3 separate regions of the Mus musculus genome follow, and all the other regions are linked to region 1. Evidence: chromatin loops called from intact Hi-C (ENCODE). Cell type or tissue: left cerebral cortex. All regions are shown on one strand.

The links. Peaks named below come from ENCODE experiments on the same cell type or tissue, not always from the same donor. Only the 100,000 strongest peaks of a DNase experiment are listed, where the experiment ranks them.
Region 2: a loop joins it to region 1, with 2.1 times the contacts of the local background. A loop is called at or near these places in 2 of 42 quality-filtered maps.
Region 3: a loop joins it to region 1, with 2.1 times the contacts of the local background. A loop is called at or near these places in 3 of 42 quality-filtered maps.

Annotation. Positions count from the first base shown.
Region 1 is chr3:132,946,300-132,954,299 of GRCm38, reverse strand. It overlaps Npnt (nephronectin), which reads left to right and starts at 4,009. Exons shown (of 14, transcript NM_001287101.1): 1 at 4,009-4,327; 2 at 6,153-6,253. The coding sequence starts at 4,257. In left cerebral cortex, a CTCF peak has its summit at 4,301 (motif pointing right); DNase peaks (open chromatin) are centred at 4,278, 4,608 and 5,696; H3K4me3 peaks cover 1,526 bases; H3K27ac peaks cover 173 bases.
Region 2 is chr3:132,745,261-132,753,260 of GRCm38, reverse strand. It overlaps Tbck (TBC1 domain containing kinase), which reads right to left. Exons shown (of 26, transcript NM_001163455.2): 21 at 2,038-2,074; 22 at 592-753. Among named protein-coding and RNA genes, the nearest start is that of Gm30294, 28 kb to the left of the region's middle. In left cerebral cortex, a CTCF peak has its summit at 6,033; DNase peaks (open chromatin) are centred at 4,228 and 6,033.
Region 3 is chr3:132,893,053-132,901,052 of GRCm38, reverse strand. The region is part of intron 10 of Npnt (nephronectin); the gene reads left to right. Among named protein-coding and RNA genes, the nearest start is that of Gm29811, 18 kb to the right of the region's middle. In left cerebral cortex, a CTCF peak has its summit at 7,823; a DNase peak (open chromatin) is centred at 4,407.

The DNA of each region.
Region 1 (8,000 bases):
AAGTAAATAATTTATAAAGATGGCTCCTTCAGATATATTCCTAGACCATATTTGCTAAGCACAGGTTCAGGGCTTTAGCCTTGATGCTCATATCTGAGATTAGGTGTACATGGGAGAACGTTTTTCTACCATGTCTGGATATCAATGTTTTTACACAATTCTCTTATTATTGTTTGCGGTCATGTATGCCATTGCACACGTATGGAGGCCAAATGACAGCTCTGCAGAGCTGATTCTCCCACCAGATCAAGAGACAGATGTATCAAATACAGACACAAAAATAATGAGGTTAGTGTAATTTTCTGTTCGTTATTGCTTTTGGTAAGGCATCAGCAGAAAGGTCAGCTTAGAACCGAGTACTTCATATGTGCAAAAATAAAAGGGAATGGGAGTGTTGAGAAGTCGGGGCCTGTGAGATTGAAGAGTTACTTTTATGCCTTGAAAGTTAGTAGATATAAAGGGATGGTGAGAGTCAGGGTGCTGTCCCCCCAAATGGCTTTCGTGTGTCTGCTGGCCTCAAGGTAGCCTTTGTAAGGACGAGAGAGGAAGGTATGGGTAGAAGGAAGAAAGGGACTAAAGCTTAGAAACTAGGCTTAGAATCGGTGTTAGCTGTGGTTATCAGCAAAAGAAACGGACTGGGAGCAACCAGATCCCAAGCTTATGAGGTTTTAAGGAAGCCTAGTTGCCACAGAAACTGTGAGTCTGGCCTGAAAACGTCTGTCTCTTTGAATTCCTTAAAACAATGAAGGCTCAAGCCTTCTAAAAGGTGCCAGTTGGAAGAGATCTGCGAGTGAAGAGAGTTCCCAACCTCTTCGCATCCCTCAGTCTTCACTGAACCCATGCTCTAACCTCTTCGCATCTGACTCTCTTCACTGGACGACACCTTGCTCCTTCAGGGGACTATAAACTCTCTTGGGGCAGCCTTGATCTTGTCTCCAGCTGAAATCCTGGTACCTAGAGATGACCATTTGTAGACTCTATGATGAATATTCGTTGGGATAAAAGAACTAAATAATGAAGCACTTGTCATTTCTGGAGGTTGAAAGTTAGACATTTGATTCTCATTTGTCATTTCTACCACGGTGCCACCAATGGCAGATATTTTTTTTTTGTATGTGTGAAACTTGGGATTACTCCTGGTAAGGTGTTATGTATCAGGAAACCTAACCAACCATTTGTCCTACAGGTTAAGTGCGGCTATTGCTAAAAGCAGGATATTTGATCTCGTTCCTGCTGATGTGTTTTAAGGCTGAAATGAAAGAGTGGGGCAGAGGATGCAGCTCAATGGTTAGAGGGCTCGCCTAGCATGCACGGAACCTTGGATTTAATCTCCAACACAGAACGAACAAGAGTGATCAAGTTGGTGAAGCCGTCTGGGAATCCCATGGCTTTTTTTCCCTTTCATTGAGAGACCAAATCTTTTGGGTTCAGACTCCATCTTAGAAAACCGGACCTCAAGGTTGAACTCAAGTTAACTAACAGGCTGGTTAGCACCAGTTTCCAGGCTACCCCCCAACAAGACCTGTGTCTAACACCAGTTTCTAGGTTATTCCCCATCAAGTTGCACCTCCAGGTTACAGGCCTGCCCCTGGCACTTCACTTCCTAACAACCACCAATCAGGAGGAAAGCAGAAGTTAAGTTTATGGTTTGGCTCCTAGCACCAGCCAATTACGTTAAAGGCCATAATGCCACCCAATCAGATGTGTACCAGGCTAGATACCTGCTTCTTGCCTCTATATGGGCTGGAGGCTCCCTCCTGTTCTCCTGCATCAGAGACAGTGGTGTGGCCCAAGCTCGAGCTTGAGTAAAGAGATCCTAGTGAGATTGCATTGGAATCAGCCCCTTGGTGATCTTTTGGGGGTTCATGATGTTTTCTGGCACAACACAATCACTAGTGTTCATTAGTTATAACACAATGGCCTGATACACCATGGGAATCCTTTATCGTCTCCTCAAGCCATGATACAAGAGACTGATACAATATCCACTTCCTCCAGGCAGGAGCGAGTGTGCAACAGACAGTGTGCCTGTCCATTCAACCTATTTAAGCCTTGTGCCAGCCAGTGGGCCGAGCACCCAGGATGTACTGACACGAGAGGAATTACCTTTGGCTTCTTGTTGGCTAGAAAGACCTAATGTGGCAGAGAGGCAATGACAACATAATTTGCCAAGAGCTGCTCTTGGAGACATATAATATTATAGAAGTCCATATAATAGAAGACAAGCCAAAAAATTATATAAGCATGGATCCAAAAAGTATAAGTGGAGATTGTTCAAGTGAAGGAATGTGGAAGTTTTCTGGGCCAAAAAAAAAACAAAACAAAACAAAAAAAAAAACCCTACCTATGTCAGAGAAGTGTGCAGTCACTGTCTTATTTCCACCTATCACTCTTCTCCCCTCTTCTGAAGTTATTCTCTAGCCTGCAGGTTAACCCAACCATCCACTGTGCCAATGGAGCTCTTTCAGGAACCGAACAGGAGCCAATAAGCAATGCATGCCACCAAGGAGTGGGGTCGGGAAGCAAGCCTACATTACACTGACAAACATTTGACTTTTCTGCAGAAAAAAATATTATGCCTCTTAGACTATTTTGGACTTTGTTAGAAGCATCTGAAATGGATGACACCAAGCTGTTTGCCTCAAACAGTGTCCCAAGCCTGAACCGGCAAGGATAATTTTCTGAGATTAAAATAGAAACTTCTTTTGCTAACAGAAGCAACTTGGAAATCAAAGAACTATTATTTTTCCTTTTCTTGCAGAAAAGTCCTGTTTTTACACATACTGATAAATCAGGATAGTGTAACCAAACTGGCACAGAACTTTTCGTTAACAATTTGAAGTAGCAGAAACCTTAAAATGATGCGAACGGAGTGACAGTTGAATGTACGGTAGCAAATACTTTCGATTAACATTTATGAGCACCTACTATGTGCCAGGCAATGTTGTAGGCACTAAACAAAGATAGCTCTTCTTGGAGAGTTTACATTACAACAGAAAGAAGACATAGATAAACAAATTATGCTGTAAGAGAAAAGATCAGTACAATGGGGGGGGGAAGGCAAAGTATGGCTGGACGTGACACCAGAGGGGAAGATAAGAATTTTAAACAGCATTCATATTTGGCTTTTAGGGTGACTTTTAGGCAAGGAAGTGAGATTCAGCTATACACACAACCTCTTCAATGCATGCCTAGAGGGTGCCAGGCCAGGAGATCATGGACTGAAGAGAGAGAGGACAGGACAGCCAGCCATTGGGGGTATGGCCTAAGGACGGGAATGATTTAAGTTTGAACGTATATTTATGAAAATCATTTCTTTTCAGTCCTTTGGTGCAATGCTTTTTATGATAGCTCAGTAACTACTTCAAATGGTTCTAAAGAGGTCCCCTCAAGACCAGCTACACCACAAGCTAAGTGGTAACTAACTCCCCTTCCTCTGGGGTGGAGCACTTGCCCTACCCACGGGGGTGCACCAAGTGGAGCTTCAGGACACAGACAGTTTTCCAAGGTTCTTCTCTTTCTCCTGAGCCCAGAGTTCTTCTTCAAAATTCGACCTGAGAGCCGAACCCCCCCCACCACACTCCCCACCCCCGTTAAAAGGTGCAGGGATATTCCAGCTCTGTAGGAGAAGCAATCTGGGTCTGCCTGCCTTCATCAGTCCAGGAACCCCTCCGGTAGGTGCAGAAAAGTTGGGTTCTCCCCTATAGACCACCTGTGTGTGTATGTGGGGGGGCATCTGTCTACCCCCACAGAACGCGTACTTCCACTTCCAACCCCACTGTCGCCCCAGCCTCTGGCGGCTGGGCTCACTTTTTCAGGCAGGTCACCCGACAAGCCCTCTCCCTAGCTCTGCTCCCAACTTTTCTCGCAGCCCGGGGGCAAGCGCCACCCGTGGCCGAGGCTGCCTGCGCGCCGCATCCCCGCCCCTGAGCCGCCCCTGCCCCTGGGGCCCGGGGAGGGGCGAGCCCCGGCGCGCGCCCAGGGCACCAGGGCGGCGGGGCAGGGAGGGCGGCGGGCTGCGCGGCGCGTCCCTCCCGCCTCGCCCCTCCCCGCGGGCGGCGCGGCTCCCGCCGCAGCGCCTCCCCTCGCCAGGAGGGAGCCGGAGGGGCTCTGCCAGCCCGCCGCAGACCTGCCCGGCTGCGCGCTGCGCTCTGTGCGTCCCAGCAGCCGCGGGTGCCGCGCCGAAGGCGGCCGGGAGATCCCGGGACGCGCAGCTCCCCGCAACCTTCAGCGTCCCCGCGTCCCGGTCCTCCGGCATGGCTGTGCTCCTAGCGGCGGTGCTCGCGTCCTCGCTCTACCTGCAGGTGGCTGCCGACTTCGACGGGAGGTGAGGCGGGTCTCGGGTGCCCTCCCCTTTCCCTCAGGGACCTCGAGTGGAGCAGCCTGGCTCCGGGCTCAGGAGAAAGAGAGGCTCGTGCCCCGTGTGCGGTGAGAGCGGGCAGGAGCAGGGACACAGGTGACGCGTGGAGCGTCCCTACAGCCAGTGATCAGGATGGACTGTGTCCCGAGGGGAAACTTGCAGGTGACCCGGCGATTCGACAAAGGGTGGCGGCGAGGACCGTACTTGGAACAAATGGCACCCGAGGGCTCTCGGTTTGTGGTTCGGAGGGGGGACGGTGTACACAAGCTTAACATGAGTACTGAGAGGAGGCGCTCGGGGTGCGTGTGTGTGTGTGTGTGTGTGTGTGTGTGTGTGTGTAGCACGCGGCACCGCTCAGACCTGGCGGGCCTGACTGTTGCTTGCTCTGACAGGTCCCAACAACCTCCGGCAGGGTCTCTGCTGTCACTCAGCGTGTCCCCCCAAGGCAGCGCACCGCGCGATCTCCCCGGAGATCCCGGGCTCAGTCCCCACTGAAGGCCTCAGCTGGACAGGTTTCCCGCTGGCTCACACCACCACTCACCCCTGTCCCCATCCCTCAGAGCTTGTCCCAGGGCTGCCTTGAAGATGCCGCACCTGTTTTACCTGCAATCTTGGAACGAATCAATTCCAGGATTGATTGGCTTTCCTGTCCCTGGAGGGGACCAGAGGAAAAGCCTCGGAGCGCGGAAGAAAAAGGCACCCGCTCCCGGTTCACCACCTGGTCGGAGGAAATAGAAGTTGGGGTTGTTTTGTACTTTGAGCCTGAGGGTAAAGCGAAGATGAATTGAAGAGATAAAGAGTTTAAAGAAGAGTGGAAAGCAGCCAGAGGCTAAGCCTTTTATTTTCCAAAAGCAATTCTTTGCCCACATTTGGATTTGTGGTGCATTACTTTGGGGCACACATATTTACAAAGAAACACACACACACACACACACACACACAGCCTAGGTGTCCATTTACAAAGAAACACACACACACACACACACACACACACACACACACACACACACACACACAGCCTAGGTGTCCAGAAAGTCTGGTAGGTGTGAATCTAAACAGGCTAACAGTCACAGGTGTAAGTGTGATCTGATGCATAAATCTGCATCCTAAACTTGGAGTCTCTCTGGGTACACTTTACATCGGAGAGGGAAATAATGTGGATTGCTGATGCAGACAGCTTGTAAAATACGAGGACACTTGAGACACTCTTCACGGCCTGGTTTTGGGCTTTTCTTACAGCAGTGGTGGGGAAGAGGAGGAGGAGGAGGAGGCAGTTGTATAGAAAGAGCTTGGTTGGTTGCATTTGATTTTTGAATAAGCTCCTCTTCTTGCCCATTTCCTTATCTGCCCTTTATACGAAGCAAACATTCTTTCTGCTCTGACAGATCTGTTATTCAGCACATTTCAGCGTCCCGGTGCATTAGTCAAAACTGCCCCCTCCTCCCCGCCCCCAACAGCTGTGAGTCTGGCTAATCTGTTTTATTTCAAGCTTTCAGAAACCATCCCGTGAATAGTAGCCTGAGCTTTCTTGGTTGCAGCCAACCTGGTTTCTTCTCCCTACTCCTGTGGGCTGGGTGTGTGTACATTTAACTTTACAATTAGAAATTAGATCACTGTAGGACTACTACTGGGAAGGTGTCTTATTCTCCAATTCCTTGCAGGCAGTAAGGAGCTTGTAGAAAATTACTGGGTGTGGTTTAAGTATATATACATTTTCTAAATAAAACAAAGGGGAAATTATTTTAAATCTCAGGTGTCTTTATTTATTTTAAATATTTTGTTTGTTTGGTAGGTGGCCCAGGCAAATAGTTTCTTCAATCGGCCTATGTCGCTATGGAGGCAGGATTGACTGCTGCTGGGGCTGGGCCCGCCAGTCCTGGGGACAGTGCCAACGTGAGTATCGGGGCTGGAGACTCCTGTTCCTTGGTGTGTGTGTGTGTGTGTGTGTGTGTGTGTGTGTGTGTGATGGTTCTAGACTTTACTCTGCACTTTGGAGGGCTTACCATTACTGAATAAGTCTTAACTGTGCAGATCTGACCCAAATCTTTATTCTGCCCCTTTCTAATCAGAGGTACCTGTGTCACAGTGCCAGCGTTGCCATTTACAGAGAGCCACTTACTGTGTTGTCCAACAACACAATGTATTTTATTCTTTTATGTGTAAGGGTGTTTTGATCGCATGTATGTGCACCACCTGGTGCTGGAGGATAGCCTGGAACTGGAGTTACAGGTGGTTGTGAGCCAACACGATGGTTCTAGGAATTGAACGCGGGGCCTCTGGCAGAACATCAGTCTCTTAACCACTGAGTCATCGCTCCAGCCTCGGTCTGCACACTTAACTTTTGTTTTCAGTTCCTTCCGCTCTAGGCTTCTCATCAGGCTTCCTCCCTCCTTTGCTCCAAGCTCTGAGATGACGGTGAGATAGTGAGTCTAGACACTATTTACACTAAATAAACTGAGAACTTAAGAGTCCCTGTAAAACCACCACTGGAACTGCTGTGTAAGGTGGCCGCTTGCCCTTTCCAAGTCTCTTTCTCCTCCTCTTCCTCTTCCTCCTCCTCTTCTTCCTCTTCCTCCTCCTCCTCTTCCTCTTCCTCCTCTTCCTCCTCCTCCTCTTCCTCCTCCTCCTTCTTCTCCTTCTTCTTCTCCTTCTCCTTCTCCTTCTCCTTCTCCTTCTCCTTCTCCTCCTTCTTCTTCTTCTTCTTCTTCTTCTTCTTCTCTCTCTCTCTCTCTCTCTCTCTCTCTCCCTTCCTTCTTTCTTTTCTTTGGGAATTATTTATTTTATGTATATGAGTACACAGTAGCTGTCTTCAGACACCCCAGAAGAGGGCATCAGATCCTACTACAGATGGTTGTGAGCCACCATGTGGTTGCTGGGAATTTGAACTCAGGACCTCTGGAAGAGCATCCCATGCTCTTAACCGCTGAGCCATCTCTCCATCCCCTTCATGTTCTTTTTGATGAAGGGAAGTTATACTGACATCCATATGAGCCAACTGATAGTGTCATAGGAAACTTCTGGAAAACGTCGTTTATAGACTCCATAATTGATCAAAGTCTTATATAGTAGGTGACAAATCAGAACACTAATTTCTGTTTTATTCATGATTGAATTAGATACTTTAATGATACAATTGCTAGTCCTAAACGAAACTTTGATTTGGCAGATTGCTCAGATTTTACTTCGATCTGGACCTACAAACTTCACCCCAGTCTTCCTATTTTCCCTCCAAAAAGAGATACCTCCTACTCCAAATGATCAAGGAGCTTTCTGAGGCATCCGTTGAGATGATGGGGGACTGAGGAGGGCTCTACGGTGGGACTTCCACCTTGTCAGTCATGATGTGTTACAGAGAAGGAGGATCGTAAAGGCCAGAGGGCAATGGAGGAGACTGGCTTACAGATGGACTGGCTAACTGAGGAATCAAAAAGATGAAGAGTCCCCTCAGCTGTTACCAATAATCTGCTACTGTTTAACTTGGTTGAGGAAGGAGAGTGATTGCCACAGGTTGGCTAGTGGACATTCAGGCTATCGTCTTTGGTTGAGGACGGGCAGTGAGTAGTAAAATGGCTTCTTATTACTTGTGCACACTGGCCCCTTGCTCATTCCAACCTTTGCCTCCTCCTTAAGGGAGGTGGAG
Region 2 (8,000 bases), 200 kb after region 1:
AGGTAACCACACAAACCTTATCTTTCCAACACCAAGAACGAAACCTTAGCTGTCTTCTGTATTTCTGCATTGGAATAGCCTTCCCAAGGCTTTCAAACTTCTTGTAATACCTCATACAGCTTAGTCGCTATCATATTACATAACATATTTCTATAAAGCTTGGGTTATTTCCCTTTTAGAACAGTGCTTCCTCCTCTTAAACTTGTTGTTACCAAGCAGCTGTGGCCAGAGGGAGCAAAGTTCCATGTGAATTAGCGTTCTCATATAAACATATTTTCAAACACCTTCCTGAGTGGCCGTTGTTTACTCTCTATCAGCTGAAGATAAATGGATGGGTCCTAAGCAAAGGGTAAATATGTTACTCCCACAGCCATGACCTTTTACCCTCCTGGTGGCAGTACTGTGATGGAAATAATCCACAGTGGCTCAGTATGACCCGAGTTAGCCTCTCATTCTCAGGCTGGCACAAAGCACTGATTATCCTGACCATCGAAATAGGGTGCAAGCAGAAGGATTTTCTCACATGGCTGAGAGAACACATCATTTTATAGTCAAAATTGCATTCGGTGATTCCTTCATTTAGACACATACCTGGTAAGTCAGAGAAGAGAAGGATGCATTCATTGAAGCCATTGGCCAAAAGACGGTCCCGCAGCTGCTGGAGGATGGCTACTCCAATGCAGAATGGGAAAGAGGAATTTCCGAGCAGTAATGTATCCCAGAGGTGGAAAATTTTGTGCAGTGGAAATACATCTGTAGGAAGTTTTATAAAATATACTTAAACAAAATCCAAATTTGTCAAAAATAATAACAGCTGGATTACTAAGTAAATGATTATTATAACTTCAAGATTAAGGTTATTACTTAAGAACTAATATGTTAAACTGTGCTGATAAAATGCTTGACAGTGAGTGTGCGTGCACCTTTCGAGCCTTAGTTACAGATATCTATCTGTGCGCTACCCAGATGGGTAACAGGAACCAAGTTCTGGTTCTCTATAAAAGCAGTAAGTTATTTTCCTAACTATTCAGTCAACGCTCTAACCCTGACTTCATTAATTCGCAGCTTCCTAAAGTGCTTCAAATTGATATCAAGTTAGTCAAAGATTACATTTTTTTGAATTCCACTAATAATTGGTAAATTTCATTCAGAATTTTCCCCAGAATTTTTAGTAACTATTTACACATGTTTATATCTGCAGATGAACTTTGGGATTGCTTTATATACAATAAGATAACATTTCCATTGTGTATCATATACAATTACTTTATCAAATTCCTACCAAAAATCTATTAATTAAAAAAATGCAGCTTTATTTTCACTTAATAACACTGTGACTATCTTTCTAGGTAAAAGCACTTAGGCTACCTCACCTGCCATTGCACTCATCATGTGCATTGCAGTTAAATATGGCTCTTCATTTACATAGCCATACCTGACTAAATCATTACATACTCATAAAATAGGATTAATTTCTAGAGAACTCCCAGTCTAGGAAGTAGAACCAGGTGTTAACAGAGAACACCTAGAAAGCAAGACAATTTAGTAGAAAACTGTCCTCAAAAAGTTGTCAAATTCTCTTCTTAAAAAGTTGTAAGCCACATGCAAAATAGATTTTAGTTTTCTGCAACATTTTCTTAATATTTAAGGCCAGAATTCTTGATAATTTTTGTCTATAAACTATATCATGTAAGAATTTTATAGAGATGTATACTGCACTTACTTAATATTCTATACTTTTTTCATTTTTTATTAGATATTTTCTACATTTACATTTCAAATGCAATCCTGAAAGTTCCCTATACCCTCTCCCCACCCTGCTCCCCTCCCCACCCACTCCCATTTCTTGGCCCTGGCGTTCCCCTGTACTAGGGCTTATAAAGTTGGCAAGACCAAGGGGCCTCTCTTCCCATTGATAGCCGACTAGGCCATCTTCTGCTACATATGCAGCTAGAGACACAAGCTCTGGGATACTTTTAAAGTTCTGAGGAAGAATGAGGCTATACTTTTGCTGCCACCAAGGGGGATGGTACTTACGAGTAAACATGGTGAGAAACCAAGGGATGGCGTAGAGCTGTGAGCAGAACAGGAAGAAGCCGGGAACATGGATGTGGAGAAAGTAAAAGGCATAATTAGGGTGCCTATCACCAAACGAAATGGTTTAAAAGTTCTCTGTTTTGTTCTACTCCAGTGACGAGATATGAAAGAATGGAGCTAACTACAGTTATTATCACAATACATTTTATATAGAGTTATCCATCTTACAAATGCGGGTGCTCCTTTTGCCAGGGATTACCCACGGTGTATCTTCTTTTTACCAACAAGTATGCACAAGACCATGGCCAAATCAAATGCAGTAATAGCACATAAATTTTAGGTGCATAGTTTATAGATTTTAAAGGCCTTTATGATAGTTAATGTTCTGTGTTAAACTGACAGACTGGTAGGACACTCAGTGAAGTGAATACGTACTACTTCGGGATGCACCCTTGAGCATGTTTTCAGGTGGAACTACCTTTTAAAAAGGTGCTAGGTAAGCGGACTGCCCTAGTTTGTATACGGCACCATCCAGCCCACTGAAGAGCCACAGAGTAGAAGTGGGAAGAAGAAGAAATCTCCCCTTTCTTTTTTGCCCATTTGCTTGATCTGCAATATTTCATTTCATTCACCCCTGTTCTTGGACTGGGACTGTTAACAAGTCTTAAAGTTAAGACTACTTTGTGAGTGACTCCAGGCTACAGTTAAACAAAGACTTATATTGCCAACTTAGACACACATCCTTTCAACACCTATCAATTACAGATTTATGAGGTGAGAAGCATACTGCCTTTGTATTGTATACAAGAGAGTATGTGTTCTATCCAAAGGCTAATCAAGAACTGAAAGTAAAGATATATACTTCATTAAAATATAAATACTATAGTAAAACAATCAACATTGATTTCCACATCACTCTACCTAAGCAGACAAGCAGATAATCCTCTCTAGGGATGCTGCAAATGCACAAAAGGAAGCTTGGGATATTTAGCTTCAATGTAACCAGTGTGCATTGTACAAATTAAAAATATATATAACTAAGTATAAGTTCTATACCTTAACTTAAATCTAAAAATATGAGGTCAATTTTATCACATTATCTGACCTTTATTTTAAAGATATAACACCAATTACATTACTTGTGACCATTTTGGTGTAGGTCAATTGATTGTCATTAAGAATATTTTGTCCAATTTTATTAATGCGACTATGTGTTGTATAATTCATTCTGAGCATTTTCATTCATTCACTCACCATACAATGTTTTGTTCTCAATGTGGATAAAGCAGATGTGTTACAGAGACTATATGCTTGGTAGCTATGTGGTAAAACCTCGCAAATACTGGCTAGGGCATTCATGGCAAAGATGCAGAAACTTACGACCTCTTTTACTATGGTGGTAACATTCTTGTGGCTTAATACATGCCAAGACCGCTCGTAGGCACTCAGGACAGGCAGTGACCAGGTAAGTCATAGTTCCAATGCCCACTGATTGTTTCTATACTGCAATTCCCTCTGCTCACTTTTCATACCACTCAGTAATGCCAGACATTGCTGACCAGTCCCACTTTATGAGAACACTCTTTTGTCTTACTTGGCTCTAGACAACATACTCGCAGAGTTTTCCATAACTTTTCTTACTGCTGCTTATCCATGGTAGCGGTTTGTTTGCTTTTGTTTTTTCCCTGAGTTCCTTTTCACCCTTTTGACTTTTAAACACAGAACCATTACAGCTCGGTTCCCTGAAACTTTAATTTCCCATTTTTCTTAAAATACTAATTTTAGTATGAAGACTGGCATATTTTAGTTCTACTCCAAGTCTTCCCTCATAAAGTCCAAGCTCACATTTTAAAATGCCAATTTATATTTTAACACATATAAGAAACATTTCTGTCTATTTGTCTTTCTGCTTGTCTATAGTCTTTTTATCAATCAACTACCGTTAATTGACCCCGAGACTTCCTCCATACTCTGTAACTCCAAACATACATCTCTACATCGGGTTAAGAACCCCTTATCCTTCCACTTGCTGGAGCACAGGTTTGCAGTTGTTCCTGAGTGCACTCTTCTAAAACACCATGTATCTGTCACCAGCAGTCTTGCTCGTCTACCTTCCAACTAATCTGTGAACATCGAAAACTTCTCCTGCCTCTACTGCTAAATCCAGATTGAAGCCACCCCATCACACACCCACTTACTCCATAGCTATGACTAATCTACGACACTCTATCCTTATCTGTTCTTGAATTTCAGCCAATGAGATGTCAGAGTGATCTTGTTATGTTACACCATGGGTCACCATTCTATTCAAAAGCATCTTGTTTCTTTGTGATGATGAAATAAAGCCAGTGGTGATAATATATGTATAACACTCAAAATGCTCTCCCCTTCAGTTCCTGCTATGTGGCCTCACCATGCTCCACTCACAGTGGCTATTCCCTTAACATCTCTAGTGTATCCCTCCCACCCAGGCTGGAGCTTGCTGTTGCTTGCTTGTTATTTCATTTTTATAAGGAACTGACTTCAAACCACCTTTCCTGAGAGCTTTTCCTGGCAATCTCATTTAAAAATTCAACTCTTCCTCCATTCAAACACTTAACACATATGTCCAAATTCAGTTCTTCATTTCTCTAGAATTTACCAATATATACTGAATATATCACATTGTCTATTTTTTATATCTTTTTTCACAATATCTACTTATTTATTTATTTACTATGGCTTTTATTAGCAAATGGGCATTGTAAACGATTTTTTATTTCCTTGCCTTTTAACCTTTTATATTTCTATTAAGAAGGATGAGTGATGTGCACCACAGGAAGCCGAGGGATCCGATCCCTGGTACTGGAGTTGACAGGCTCTGAGTCACCATGTGAGGACTGGGCAGAGAACTTGGGTCCTCTGCAGGAGTTCTCAACTGCCAAGCCACCTCTCCAGCCCCATCACTTTTTATCATATACTTCCACAAAAACATGAGGGAAAACGTTTTTTAACCCCTGTCCTTTAATGTATTCAGGGTATAGAGGCAACCAAATATCTGTTTGAACAATGAAGGAAGCACACAATGGAGCTATCAGAGTACAGAAGCAAAGGCTCCTGAGATCATGCCCTCCTGAGAAGTCTTCAAAGAAGCAAGAAAGGACGAGGAAAGGAGTTCATGCTGACTACTCTGTCCGGAAGAACATTATCACACTAAGCAGCAGGAAGCACAGGAAGTGTCCCCACCTCGAGCTCTACAGACGCACGCATTGATGACAGGTGATGACAGGTGCGTTAAAGAGTTTACTCGAGTAGCGGGAAGCATGTGCAGTGATAAGGCAGAGACTTGCAGGCACTGTTACCAGCATTCCTCGCACGCACGAGATGCCTCTTAGCGACACAACTGAGACTAGAGACATGTAATAACGATACGTGAGACACAATTCCTCTATTCTTTCTATGTCCCTTTTCCATTTTAAATTCCTTCCTTCCTTCCTTCCTTGCTGAGAGAGGGAAGGGGAAGCTTGGACTTAGGGATTGACGCCAAGGCCCGAGTCTTTCAAGAACATCCTCAGCCTTCCTTTACCTTTAGTTTCAGACAGGCTCTTACTAAGTTGTCTAGGCCCAAAGCCCTCTGTAACAAAGGAAAGTCCTGAACTTTTGCATCTTTTGCCTCAACCTCCCAAGTAGCTGTATGACAAGACTTGTTCTGTGAGGCCCAGAGTACTTTATATATATTGCCTTACATAATTTCTCAAGCTGTTTTACAGTTTTAAGAATATGAACTAATACTGAAATAATTTTGAACAATAGAAAGATTTTATTTTTTAATGGTTCTAAGTGTTTAAATATTAGGCTATAAATATAAAAATACACATAGTTTCTGTTACTTTTCTAAGTTAGATGCTAAAACCAATAAAAAGTTATACATTTTTTGAGTATTCGTCCAATCGCAAATGTTAGCCTGACCTGACAATGTACTTGTCTGTAGCTGTCAGCTTAGTAAATGCTGCCCCCTAGCAACAGCAAGCAAGAACTGGCAAGCGCTCACTAGAGCTGTAGAATGCTGGAGAAACAGCAGCAGGTTGGGTCCTAAGGATTTCACTACACTGTTGATTATCTGAAAATGATAGTTGTTTCTTCTTTGAAATCAGAGATATGGCACCTTTTATAAATCTGTATTTTCTTAAAATATTAATGATCTCAGTAGAATTATGTTGCATTTATTTTAGCCACATAGGAATTATTTTATCATTACCAATAAGCTATTTGTAATTGTATTTAAAAACACAAGAGTAACAAGACAACACAGGAACGAGATTTGTTATTCTAAGGTTGCCTTGCAAGCAGCAAGGCTGAGAACCAGATGCACCTGGATAGGAACTTCCTTGTACCCTGACACACGATGGAAGCAGGAAGTGTGGAGGAGACAGAAAAGAGAATGCCAGGGTAATTCATAAGGACTCTCCCAGTCTGTAAGTCTGTCTCACAAGTATGATATATAAATTCTCAAAAGTGTGAGCATGGCATCCTTAGGCTCCAGTCACTGTTTTCACTGGATTGAGGTTTATGTTAATAGTGCAAAGGCATGAGTGGACAGCACTGCAGAAATCATGACAATGGCCCAAGGTAGAACAGTTATGTTTGTAAGGGGTACAATTATGGGTCCTTTACAGTTCTTCCCTAACAATTTGTGAGATGACTTAGGAGGCAGGAAACTATGCTCTGGTCTAAACTGTGGGGGAGCTGGATAGTCGCTTGAGCTATGAGACTACAAGGTGCTTTCTTCAAGAGATACTATTTTTACTTGAAAGAATGACAGGCAAATAATACTTTAAAGCTTGGGTATTTGATCAATATTTTTTTTAAAAAAATGAGCAAAATAAGCTTGTTATTTCAAGAAACAGCTTGAGCTGAGATGAAAATTATAATATTACAAAAGGGGCTAGAGAGATAGGCTAACACTTAAGAGCTTGTTGCCCATCCAGCGGGGCTGAATTTGATTTCCAGCACCACCTTCAGCAGCTCAAAGCCACCTGTAACTCCAGTTCCTGGGAACCCAACAACTCTGGCCTCCATAAGAGCCTACACACACACATGCACGTACCTTTCCACAGAGAAATATAACTAAAAATGAAATAAAACTTAAAAGAACACTACAAGACTGCTGTCTGGTACATGCATGACTGTGTAGGGGTTCAAGTCTGTGATAGATATGCATGTGAAGGCTCCTGGTTGGCACTGGTCTTTTCCTCAGTTGGTCTCTACCTTATATACTGAGGCAGGCTCCCACTTGAGGCCAGAGCTTGCTGGTTAGATTACTATAGGATGTCCTGTCTCTGCCCCCCACACACTGCAATCGCAGAGGGGTCACCATGCCCAGCTAGCAGTTGAGTGAGTGTTTGATAAACTTGGGTCTTCTCGGTTGTACACTCTGAGCTACCTCCCTGTTTAAACTTGTTACATGAACAGTGATGACATTAACAAATGTGATTTCTTTTGGATTTTGTATAATAAAATGTTTCATACTCACTTAATAAATATTTTGCAAATTACTGACATATAACAATACAATATCATGCATGGGTGAAAAAGACACTAGAAGTGCAAAGCAGACTAATGGACTGCAATGGAATACAGGATCAAAAATTCACTGATATGGTTTCAGATTGCACATTCCTAGTAAGCTTAAAACACTTTTGTAACTGAAACAATGAGCGACAACAAACTGAACACAGAAGTGGTTACAAGAATCCCACCATTTTAATTTAGAGACAAAAAATATAAAACAAATGCACTCTCTTGTTTTGAGGGAAACAGGTTTTTTCAAATATATGATTTTAGCTAACATTATTAAATTTTTCTGTGTGTGTGTGTGCGCGCGGGCGCGTGTGTAACATTGCCTCTCTATAGTGCCCAGGCTGGCCTTGAACTCCAAATCATGCTTTCTGAGACCCCTGGAACTTGTGCCACTATGTATAGAT
Region 3 (8,000 bases), 53 kb after region 1:
GGATTCCCCCCAGGACGCTTTTTACAATACGCCGAGTCAGAAAGCCTGCTTTTGCTTCCTATCGCTGGTATTTATGAGTTTGCAACTTTGCTCAAATGCTCTGTTTACTGCTGTGATGAGTGATGGATAGCCCAGGCCTTCTTTTCCACCGAGTGAGTTCAAGGTCAGAGGGAATTCAGGTAAAAAGTGTATGAATAATGATTACTTACTTACTTTAACCATAGTGGGGAGAATAAATATATTAAAAGTCACCTTTCATGTAGGATATGAAATATTAAGCACCTGTTTCACAATAAGAATAATCTAGGGCAGTGGTTCTCAGACTTCCTAATGCTGTCACCCTTTGATACAGTTCCTCATGTTGTGGTGACCCCTCAACTATAAAATTATTTTCATTTCTGCTTCATAACTTTAATTTTGCTACTGTTATAAATCATAATAGTAATATTTTTGGAGACAAGGGTTGGCAAAGTGGTCATGACCTACAGGCTAAGGACCTAAGCCTAAATAAGGGATCCTAAAGATTTTTTGTTAAATGGGACTAGAAAGCTAACCAGATGCATTTTCAGAGCTAATTGGAAACTAGCTAATAGACTGGTTTGAACTGTACTAATGTCCCGGACAAAGTGTGACGTTGTTGTTCTTTCATCACTGGGTCAAAGCAGTGTTTCTCTAAGTGTGTTTCATAGGCCATTAGCTACCTGAAACATTGTGCAAGTTCTGAGGACAAATACATTAAGAAATACCAGGTTCAGCTCTGCTATCAAGACGTGTTAGCTGTCTAGCTCCTCAAACCTTTAATGTGTTAATGTCACTGTAAATCTCTAGGGGAAGCCCCCTACAGAGTGTAACATCTTCAGATAGATTTAACTATGGGATCATTTCACTCATGGGATTAGAATTCTCTACCACCAGTTGTCTGGTCAGGTCTTGGCTGAACTAGGCCGTTTGGAGCCCACTCACCACGGTAACCAAGAGTCCTGACTAAGTAGCTTGCATGGAGACTAATGAGGCCGTTCTTAGATAGGCTGATGGAGAGAATCCTGAACTGAGCAGACACGAGCAGAGAAACAGATTGAAATGCTAGTGTGCCTATCTGGATACAGGGGATCACTAGAAAACGGGGACTAAACACAAAAGCAAGACCCTTCTGTCCACAGAGGTAGGAAGGTAAGAGCTCCGTAAGAGCAAAGACGATAAAGGTCTTAGCAGAAGAAGTTGCAGGAGCATGCATCCTGATCTCACAGTATAATAAATGAAAATTAAAAAAGACATTCATTTTAAAAGTTTCTTAGGAAAATATCCATGTTTAAAATATATTAACTGAAAAAGTAAATGCAAAAATATATAGAGACCATTTTACCCCAATTGGATATAAAAATACATGCCTCCATATGTTTGGATGTATATGAAAGTCAGGAAGAAAGAAATTCCTAAGTAACAACCATTGGCTATGTGATGGTCCTGGTGCTTGGGGTGGTTTTCATTGCCTGCTTGTTATCCCCATGCAGTGATTTTTAAATTCTCCGTTGTCGTCATTAAGGATAACCATGATTTACTGTAACGATGCCTCCTTAGGAGACGGTAGTGGTAATAGACTCCAGCTCTCCCCAAGGAAGAGTGAAGAATGGGGTTGTCGTTTTTGAGAAAATACCCCAGGGAGTTCTGGTTCTTAATCATGCCAGTTTCATCTGAAACATTTCTAGTTTTCCAAAATCTATTATGGGTTTTATTAGTTTCTAACTCCTCCAAAAATGTCTTCAGAATAGAATGCGCCATAACTGGCCAGTTTCAGCCAAAAGATTCAGGTTACTAAATGAATAGAGTATCAGTTGGGCCAGCACACATATTTTTTCCCCAAAAAAGTGTTTCAGAATTCAGGTTGAACTAGAATAAACTAGGATACTCACTTAGGGTTTCTCTGGTGTGTATGCACTCTTCCGCACTGTCTCGGGTCTTCAGTGTTTACAGATTATATGCCGGTCTTATTAAAATAAAGATGCTAATTCAATGAGGATAGGAAAGGATCTCAGACTGCATTTTTCACACACTCACAGGTATGCTGTTGCTATATTTGCAGGCCAAATTGTGTGGCAGGGTTCTCTAAGCCCCAGTGGCAATCTCTATCCAACAGAGCCACGTCTTGCCTAAATACAGAATTAGCCAGATGTAGGATGTTCAAAATAACAATAATTGCAAAATAGACAATGACCATCCATACCGTGTAAAACAAAGGGAACGGTGTTATAGGCTCATGATTATAGACTATAAGGTAATTCACCTCTGCCACATTCTTTTATAAATGGCCGTGTCTGAAAACCAGTCTTGTTGCTGCCGAACAGGCGAATGGGTTGGATACCCAGGTAGCAAACAGGAAATGGAAAATCGCTCCCGTCCTTCTGAGCGCTGCCCTGTATGTAGCACCATGCTGTCCCTGGGGTTTTTGTTTTGTTTTGTCTTTCCATTATTTCTCTTGTACTGATTTTGTAGTCTGTAGATCACAACGTTTTAAGCCATGGACATATTTCAGTCTCTCTTCTCATCTGGGTGCTGATTATTTCAGCAGAGGGGTGAGAAGGTCCTCGGACTGTGAGCTGCAGAAGCCCCAGGACCACGCTAACGTCTCCCCAAGATTCAATCTCTGCCAGTTATTTAGAGAATTGTGTTGCTGCTGCACACAGGTCAGGGTCTGGTGCTATGGATTCTGAGAGTTTTTAAGATTTTTTGATTTGTATTTTAATAGGATTCCGTGGTGACTGGTGAAGAAAAAAATGACTCCTCTTAGAAAGTATAAATTGAGTTCTTTGCGAACGATGTGTCCTGGGTTGGAGATCAGAAATGTTAAAAGCTCCATGAACAATTGTTATAATTAAAAGGATTGTGTTTGGGACATGTTGCCAAATTCTTCCATCTGTTTCTGCATCGGATCATTGGGGTAGTTGTTGTATGCACTTCACTGGGCAGCTTTGTGAGTTAGATGGGAAGGTCTGTGCAAGCCACATGTCACAGCGATTGCCACATAGGAACATTAGCTGTTTCTATGACCACTGATGCTGGATTCATTTGTATTGTAATAATAGCCTTTCCTAATTATTCACAAGAGAAGCCATATATTCTAGTGATGACAAAACTTTATTTTGATGCTTTTTATTATGGTTCACTGCAGTTTTAATGCTGTTTTTAGCCAACGCTGTCTTTTCAAACTGAATTGATTTGATTTACAAGTGTGAGCAGAGAAGATGAAGATGGAAGCGAGCTGCTTTGCATGTGCTTTGTGTATAGATCAGGTGTTCATAGCATATGCGAAGTTAAGCAGATGTTAAACTAGAGGCCACACCCCCACCTTCTTCACGGTGGGTATAATGATAGTTGTCTCCTGGAGATGAATCTGACCAGATGGCAAGCTTAAATGAAAGCTTTGATGAGGTAGCAGACATAGAAGCACCCCTTCCCCTTTTGATTGATGGTTTGGATGAGTGGGCCACACCTCTCTCATACAGTAGGCGGGTTCTATACTCAGGTGTGTTATGCTCACCTTTTCTCAGCACCCGTGTGGTGTGCACACCGGCCTGGGGGAGCCTAGCCTTTATGGTTTGCTTTGGTTTAAAAGAGGGCAGGAGGACCAAGCCTGTGGGATATTCTCTTGATTCTTAAAACCATCCTTAGTGAAGAACCAAGATTTAGAGTCTCAGTCTTCTTAGGAGTTCCCTGCCTTTGAGTTCCTCCGAAACTTTCTAAAAGTCACATGCAGTCTATGGAGGAGTTGGGGTCTGTTGCCGCCACAAGAGGCTCATTGCTGAGCAACTGGGCCTGTGTTCAGCTTTCACCAGGGAGGTAAGTTTTACTAGTTCTGTTCATTGTTCTTAGGTTGTCTTCTGACCTGCACGTCCACCCTATGGGATAAAGTGCTGGCAATTTCTATAGGGGCTCAGCAACCCTGTTCTTGTGTCGAGTAACCAACATTTGCCTAAGACATTTCTTGAATAAGAATAAGGAAATTGCAAATGCGTTTCTGATTTTTTTTTTTAATTTTCTTCTCTCTGCTTACTATGTTCTACGTTTGGAGTGGGAGCAGGAGGGAGAGGAAAGAATACTGCCCCATAAAGCCTTTACCGTTCATTTCTGTCTTCCACCCTGTTGTCTTTTAAAATATCTAGGTGGGTTTTCCCCCATCTAAAAGACATGAGAATAGAATAGAGTTAGATGTATCCATACCTCTCGCTTCAGTGCAGCAAACCTCTAAGCATAGAAAGAATTCAAGACAGGGGTTATCTGTTATCTTTAGTCCAACAATAAACGTCAGGATTGGCCTGGACAATGTCATACAAACCACCTTAGACAGAACCTGAGTATGAAAACCTGCCTTTGAGGAAGAATGCTGACGGGTTTGCAAGCAGCTTGGCAGTGGGAGGTATGTGCAGTTATATTTACATCTTCTTCTCTGTGTTTACTCTTGAGGTTTTACTGGGTAAAAACTGCAGATGACTGCTTGAGAAATCTTATTCATCAATATAGACTATATGTGGATATGGTCACAGTCCTGGAGAGCCTGCACACAATAGACTGGGACAGCAGTTTTTGTGAGGACAGCTCCTTCTCACAGTTGCTTTTTTCCTGATGGGCACCAGGACTCTGCAGCCATTGTGGGAGAGTCCTGTGTCCTTAGCCTGCTGCAATCACACTTGCATCCCTTAGTCTCCATCTTTGGGCTTAGTACCCTCTATACCCCACAGTTGTTATCATTTGGGATTAGTATCATCAGTATCCCACAGTCTCCATATCTGGGGTTAGTACCTTATTTTATTTATACAGATTATAGTTCGAAATAACAGGCAAGATTGAATCTATCTATCTATCTATCTATCTATCTATCTATCTATCCATCCATCCATCCATCCATCCATCCATCCATCCATCCATCTATATACAATAATCAAGATTGATCCATCCATCCATCCATTTTGAGACTGGGCCTCACTATGTAGCCTGGGTGGCTTGTAACCCCCTATATAGGCCACACTGGCCTTGAACGCACGCTGATTTGCTCCCCTCTGCCTCCCAAGTGTTGGGATTAAAGCCGTCTACCACCACACCATAAGAATGTTTTTGTTGGTACAATATGGAATAATGTCAGAAAAATTTTGGAGAACACTTTTTAGTATGTGAACATTCTTTATAGTAAATGTGGTTACTCATAAATGCTTTCTGTTCCTACCTTCCTCCTTTAGCAGTGTGATGATTTTACCAGGTAAACCTTCCCTAGGCACCACTGTCAAGCTCTTTGAGTGTCTGATTTCTATCAAGATAAAAATCCAACATTTCAGCAAGGCTTTAAACAGTCATTGTGCAGCTGCAGTTCCGTTTGGAGCTTTTCTTCCTGTGCTCTGCCTCTCCCCCAAGCTCTCCGGCTGACTGGGGGTTCACCCTTTTACTCTCCCGGGCCTTCCATCATGAAAGTCTTCCTTCAGATCTTACTACAAAGCTCACTTCTCAGAGAGCTTCAGCATCTCCCCTTCCTGGGTGAGCTTTGTCAGGCTTTACGTGCCATACCCACACCTAAGCACCTCTTCCATTAAAACCCCATTGTGTCCAACTTTGCCTCAGGAATGTAGGAGAAGGATACCTTTGGAATGGATGAAGGTAGGAGAAGGATACGTTTGGAATGGATGAAGGTAGGAGAAGGATATGGAATTTGATACTTTCCTGGTGCTTTCCAGTGCCCTGCACCTCGTGGACACTGCATTTTGCTGGATTACCCAGTGAGTGGGGAACTTTGAAGGAAAGGAAATGAACAGACAGGGACACTTGTTACCATCTTTTATTCTTTTTAATCGTTATTATACCATTCTGGTTCTAAGAAAGTATCAGATATGTTTCTGCTTATTGTGTATCAAAAGTGAGCACTAACCAAAATATCACGCAAGGAAGAGTAGTGGAAAACATGTGTAAATCACTGCTCATCTCTTCTCAGATATTTTAATTAGTATTTTCTACATTCATTAAGATTGCTCCCTTGAATCAAAGAAAGCATTCGGATTTCACTGACATTTCAGTTTTATAACCTAGATTACACCAGACATCAAGACTATCCAGAGCCCTTTGATCAGGATGCCAACATCAGATGTGTAGCTGCTGTGTATCGATGTCCTTACAAACACCTCCTTCTCCAGATCACGTAGGGGTTGTTCATATTAAAACTTTCTCCTTTTAACACCTCAAAATATAAAAATTTAAAAGACTAAACAAATCAGCAAAGATAAAAGTCACTTAATTTTCAATGTTCAGACTGCCACATTATTAATGTATTCCTGATGGGCCTATTTTCTAGTCTTTAAAAAACATTTTTAATGTGTTGTTGAGACACATTAAAGTGTTTCAAGTTTCCATGCTTATTTCAGATGATACTTTCACATACGATTACATATATCAGGCATGTACTCTACCCACTGTTGACCCTTCAAAGTGATGTTCTTAGTGAGCCACCATGCTGATGTGGTGAGGAAAGGCAATAGCCTGGCAGGGATCAGAGCGGAGCACACAGCGCTCACTGTAAGCATAGATGGGTGCTGATCACATCAGGTGGGTAAATCCTTGGGAATGTGTATCCGTGATCATCACTGTTAATTAGATAATTGTTGGAGTTGTCTGGTCTTCCAGAGCCATCTGAGGCTTTGCTAGTGCTCTTTTGCAAATGCTTCATCCTGTCCCTTTCTCTTTATCCATGTCCCGTGGCGCTCTCTCTATCACTGTGTTGCCAAAGCGTCATCTTTATCATCCTGGCTCTGGGCTTTGTGCCTGGAAAGTTCTGCCTCTTTCCCTTTCAGGTTACATGGTTCTGTCTGGAGAAAACCTCCCGCTCTTCCTTGATAAAACAGCCTCCTGTGTCAGAGCACCCAGGCACGTCAGGAGACAAGCAAATGCCATCGGACAGGCCTTAATGGGGGTGGGGTGGCAGAACTGTCATAATGCCCTCAGACTCTACACCACAGGGGTTGAGCTTTTCCATTTCAGAGTGATTTATGTTACTGAAGAGGAGAACAAACACACAATTGTGTTCTCATATTTTTATGTCATGGGAAATGAAGCACATTTACCTAGAATGTTGTAGGTAAGAAGGAAGGTGCTCTCTAAGAGGCGGAAATGAGGAAAGGAAAGTTGTCATTGGATGTAATTGCTGTCAGTCATTCAGCAGCCCCAGGGACCAGCCTATCCACATCCATCTTCTGCCTTAGCTTGGATTCCGTCATACCTGACAGTGTATGTGTGTGTGTGTGTGTGTGTGTGTGTGTGTGTGTGTGTGTGTGTGTGTGTGTGTGTGGTATGTCCTGTGAAATAGGAAGGCACTTCTGTTTTGACTTTTGAAACAAAAGCGGGGGAACAGTCCAGATGTAGTGAGCTAAATACAGTTGCAAATAGTCCAAGATCGTCAGTGTTAAAAGTCCTGGCTAGCAATAGTAACATAACTACAGGAGGAAAACCTGTCTGAATGTCATCAGTTTTGTGGTAGGCTATGTCTTTTATTCCTTGTCTTATAAAAATAAAGTATTAATTAAATTTCTGGCAGGAGAAGGGAGTGAGGACTCCCTGGCCTCTGGTCAGGAATTCCCCTCCTGACCATAGCTTTCACTGAGTTTTCTCTGCTCTATGACCCAGCTGTTCTTCAAGGCATCTTCGGGCATTTATTTTTTTCTTTCCTGCCCCTTTTCAAAGCTTTCAATGTCCATTTATCTCCATGTGTGATGTCAGTGTCTGCCATTAGACTTCAAGCTTGTTGGTCTTCTTTACCCTCCTTGCTGTCTCCTCGGTGCCCACCAGGGGGTTTGGCGTTGGGTTAAAAATCAAATATACGTCGCATTGATGCTTAAACAAGGGTTTAATTGAATCAGTCCTCTTGAAGTGCATCCTTAAGCTCTAACCCACTGGTGACATTTGATGAAGCGTGTTGACAGAGAACATGGGTTTCTGACAGGACCTTTGCAGTCGCTCAGTGATCACTAGGT